Linked DNA regions of Homo sapiens: region 1 is linked to region 2. Evidence: read pairs that join two places in POLR2A ChIA-PET (ENCODE). Cell type or tissue: PC-9. All regions are shown on one strand.

The links. Peaks named below come from ENCODE experiments on the same cell type or tissue, not always from the same donor. Only the 100,000 strongest peaks of a DNase experiment are listed, where the experiment ranks them.
Region 1: POLR2A ChIA-PET joins it to region 2 with 7 read pairs; 1 of 35 experiments calls an interaction of 5 or more read pairs at or near these places.

Annotation. Positions count from the first base shown.
Region 1 is chr7:141,616,519-141,619,018 of GRCh38, forward strand. The region is part of intron 8 of AGK (acylglycerol kinase); the gene reads left to right. Among named protein-coding and RNA genes, the nearest start is that of AGK, 66 kb to the left of the region's middle. In PC-9, no CTCF peak of the experiment used is centred here; a DNase peak (open chromatin) is centred at 973; H3K27ac peaks cover 830 bases.
Region 2 is chr7:141,157,383-141,159,882 of GRCh38, forward strand. The region is part of intron 1 of TMEM178B (transmembrane protein 178B); the gene reads left to right. Among named protein-coding and RNA genes, the nearest start is that of TMEM178B, 85 kb to the left of the region's middle. RefSeq lists an enhancer at 949-2,148. In PC-9, no CTCF peak of the experiment used is centred here; a DNase peak (open chromatin) is centred at 1,299; H3K27me3 peaks cover 783 bases.

The DNA.
Region 1 (2,500 bases), 460 kb after region 2:
TATTGTAATGTTAGGAGTCAACTGTATCTCTTTTAACAATTCTATATTTTAATAAGCATCTTAGTCCAGTTTTCAAAACACTAGGCATACACACATATATATATGTCAGATCTTCATTCAAACTTCTTTTATATTTCAAACCTTAATATAATGGGGATTATTCAGCTATTCATTAGCCATCCTGAGGGCCTAACTACAGGAGAGGCCATTTCAGTTGGCCATCCTTTTTTTTTCTTTTTCTTTCTTTTTTTTTTTTTTGAGACAGAGTCTCGCTCTGTAGCCCAGGCTGGAGTGCAGTGGCGCGAACTCGGCTCACTGCAAGCTCCGTCTCCCAGGTTCACGCCATTCTCTTGCCTCAGCCTCCGAGTAGCTGGGACTACAGGCGCCCGCCACCACGCCCGGCTAATTTTTTGTATTTTTAGTACAGATGGGGTTTCACTGTGTTAGCCAGGATGGTCTCGATCTCCTGACCTCGTGATCCGCCCGCCTCGGCCTCCCAAAGTCAGTTGGCCATACTTTTTATTCCCGGTTTAGAATTTCTGAGGGGCAGTAGATAATGACAGTTAATTGCTCACATTTTTGCTTTTCCAAGATGAATCCTGTCTGATTCAGGTGTTGGTTACATTAGAGAGCTTGTCTTCTCCTTGTGTCAGTGTAGATTTTTTGAATTGCTTTAGCCAGTATTCCAAATAGCATATGTCATTGATCCAAGGGTAGACCATTTTCCTTGGAGACCCCTTGCCTGTCCAAAAGCTAATTTACACAGAGTGTGGCAACCCCCAGGGTCTGAGAGAGTCTTCAGTTTGGGGGAACTGATTTTCTCTTGTAGTTAAACTACTACTGTTGCTGCTGCTATTTATAGTTTAAAAATTTATAAAACTTAATTTATAAGCATGCCCCAGGGCTGTTAGGTAATCCAGGAAGTCTGTCCTGAGTTCAGAGTTCTGTAGGCCTCATAAAATGGCAGAAGCCTAAGGCTATTTAAAAAGAACAAGGCTTTGCTTTTTGCACTGCTGTCAAGATTTGTTGTACCATAGTTACCACAGAGGAAAAAAGAATTTTGAATTTGGAATGTTGCAAGTAAATAATCTGAAAAGTGCTATTCCATGCTACAGTGCTGCTTTATTTAGAACTTTTAGTTATTGGCAGGAGAATGATAAATTATAGGTTGCAATTTTAGCTGTCTTCTGCCAGCAATTTAGGAAAAAAATTTAATATAAAAAGACTTGATGAGTTACAACAATTTTTTTTTAAGGTCAGCCTCTCAAAGGCATTTACTAAATCTCTCAGTGTGTTAAATACTGTTCAGAATAAGTACAGTGCTTTAGGATTCTTTCTGATAGCTTTTTTCAGAATTAATATATTCATATCAAATTAAACTTGTGAGCATGCTGCTTACTTTCTCCTACACTGAAACTCATATTCCAAACTGCTGCCTACTTCCCAAGTAGCATCTATATTGGAGAGAAAAAAATGGTGTAAAAATGAGTTGATAGAGAAACATGAGAAAGTATAATAGTTTCAGCTAGAGTTTAATCCAAGCATTTGAGTTAATGTGTCTATCTTGGGATTTTAAAGTATCTTAAGTTGTACCTAACTTTGTTAGAAACACTGGTTTAGGTGGATTTGATTCCTTAGGTGTTTACATTTAGTCCTGAGCACATTGATGGGGAGGCCTGTAGAGCACCCAGATTTTAGATGTGGATTTTTTCTTTGGGAATCCATTGATATCCATTTGATACGTCCAAAGCAGCCTTACAGGTTAAGTTAGCACATCTTTGGAGACAAATTTCATTTTGTGACATGCTGGCTCTGTCCTCTTGGTAATTTCATTCAATCTCTCTGAACCTCAATTTCTCTTACATGTGTTTATCAAATGCACACTAGTAGTACCTACTTCAGAAGATTGTTAAAAAGCTAAAGTAGGTCTATTTACGTAAGTGTAATTATGCCTAGTAAAGTGGACTTTATTCATATTTATTAAAAATTCATTTGGGGGGACAAACAGTAAATAAATAGGTTGACTACAATTACTGAGTCTAGATTCTATAATTAAAACAAATATAAATCAAAACAGATAAGCCTCTATTCTATTGCTAACTGCTTCACCTAGAAAAGTTTTTTTTGTTTGTTTAAAAAAGGAAAGAATGTTTTGTAGTCATTCAAATCAGTTACCATAGGATGGCAACAATTTCTATGAAATTCACAGTATCAACCAGTTCTGCACATAGCAGAATAGATTAGGAGGTGCCCTGTTTGGTTAGGAACTGCCCTTTTTTGAATGGAAATTAAAGTACTTTCTAAATGACTTCTACTTGTAGTTGTACTTAAACTCCAGACAAAATATTTTACTTTATTAATAATAATTACCGTATTTATTTTTCCAAAATATAGCTATGTAACAATAGAGGCAATAGGACACTAACACTGATATACCTTTACAAAAACATGAAATACATATGGATAAATCTAACAAAATATGTGTAAGATTTATATGATG
Region 2 (2,500 bases):
TAGCAAAGCAAAACAGATCCTCTCTTTCCTACTCCTGCGCGCGTGCACACACACACACACGCACACACACACGCACACCAGCCAACCAACAAGCAAACAAATGAAACTCAAAGCACCCAGGGACAATAACAGAACAACAACAACAACAACAACAACACGGAGAGAGGAGGTCTGGGTCCAAGAGAGTAACAGCTGCTTCCTCATCTCTCTCAGCAGCCCGACCCCAGGTCCTGTCGCTGGCAGTCTTACTCAAAAAAACTTTTAGTTGTAACTAAGCCCAACTTGCACATCTGTGAAATGGGGATGATAACCCCAATCTCACTCCTCGCAGGTGACTGTGAGTTCCGAGCGAGGTAACAGTGATGACGCTTCCGGCGTGATGCCTGGCACATCATGGTGATAAGATGTTAGTTTCTCCTTCTTGCTCCTCTCTGAGATCCTCATTTCCTCACAGCTGAGTGTCATCTTAGCCTCCTGGAGGCCCTTCCACCCTGCTTCCTGTGTCCTGCTCACTGGCTCTACTGTTCCCCGCCTCTGTGCCTCTAATGAACCACTCTCCCCTGCCTGGTGCATCTTTTCCTCTCCTCTCTGCCCAAATTGGGTTTTTCCTTGTAGGCCAGCACGAGTCCCACTCTCTTTTGCTAACAGACATCAGTCTGCAACAGTCTCTTTCTCTTTACCATGTGGTATTTAAGCTTGTGTGGCCTCAGATTGCCAATTTTTTGTTTTTTGAGATGGAGTCTCACTCTGTTGCCCAGGCTGGAGTGCAGTGGCGCAATCTCGGCTCACTGCAGCCTCCATCTCCCGGGTTCAAGCGATTCTCTTGCCTCAGCCCCCCAAGTAGACAGGATTACAGCCATGCACCACCATGCCCGGCTAATTTTTGTATTTTTAATAGAGACAGGGTTTCGTCATGTTGGTCAGGCTGCTCTCGAACTCCTGACCTCAAGTGATCCACTTGCCTCAGCCTCCCAAAATGCTGGGATTACAGGCATGAGCCACCATGCTTGGCCCCTCAGGTTGCCAATTGATGTCTGTCCTGAAAGTTCTTCAAGAGCAAGATCCGTGTCTGATCAATGTCTGTATCCCTTATATCCGGATGTTGCTAAGAACACAATAGGTGCTTAGTAAATATTTGTTGAATGTTTAAAGACCAATCTCAGCCTCCCCAAAGCCATCCTTTATCTATAAATGTGGCAAGGACAAGAAGACCAGCAGGAAGAACAAGACTCCCAGGGACTTGAGAAGAGGCCGAACCTGTGGACAGGGTCACTCTCTGCCTGGAGCCCAGCTGGGGATGCCTAGATCTCACGCTGTCCTCTGAGCACTGGGATCTGCTGACAAGTGTGGATGGCTGATTGGCCAATTCTCAGGCCTCTGCTTGGAGATGCGGTCTGACTTCCTGCCAGCCTGCATGCCGAAAGAACAAGCCTGCATGCTTCAGTAATGTCTTGGTCCTGTGGGTGACCTCTTGATGAGTCACTTTCTGTTCTTGAGGAGGCAGACAGGGAGCCTGAGAGAATGAAGGTTAAATGGAAATTTAGGATTGTAAAAAAATTAGAGATGGAGAGGACAAGGGAAATGAGGAAGAGGTTGGGCAGGGCTTTGATACCTTTTGTGAACTATTTAAAGATATTTATATCCCTTGCTTTTCTCTGATTTTGTGAATGATGTCACCATGCATCCAGGGACTCAGCCATCTTCAGCGGCCCCTTCCCAACCTCTCCTGCCTGCACCCCTGTTCTATCCCCATCTGATGGTTGCTTACATCTCCTCATCTCCTCTTTCTTCCCTCTTCTCTTTCCAGGGCCTCATGATGACCTTCTAGCTGCAGTAGTCTCCCTGCAGTCACTCTTGCTCCCACAATCTATCCTATGTGTTACCAAGCCAGAGGGATGGTTTAAAAATCCAAATAAAATCATGTTACTCACCTGCTCAAAACTGTCAAATGACCTCCAGTTTCACTTAGTTTAAAATCCCAGCTCCTCGCTCTGGAAAACAGTATGGTAGCTCCCCCAAAAATTAAATATAGAACTACTGTATGATCCAGCAATTCTACTTCTGGGCATACACCCCCCAGAATTGAAAGCAGGGTCTTGAAGAGATGTTTGTACACCCATGTTCATAAATGCATTATTCACAGTAGCCAAAAGGCGGAAGCAACCCACGTGTTCACCGACAGACAAATGGATAAACAAAATGTGGCATATTCATAGAGTGGAATATTATTCCATCTCAGAAACGAGGGAAATTCTGACGCACGCTACAACACGGATGAACCTGGAGGACATCATGCCAAGCGAAGTAAGCCAGACACAGTAAGACAAATACTGTAGGATTTCACTTATATGAGATAGAATATTCTTTCTACTTAGAATGGACAAATTCATAGAGACAGAAGGTAGAAGGGTGGTCGTCAGGGGGTTGGGGGATGGAGGAATGGGGAGTTGTTTAATGGGTGTGAAATTTCAGTTTGCATAATGAAAATAATCCTGGAGTT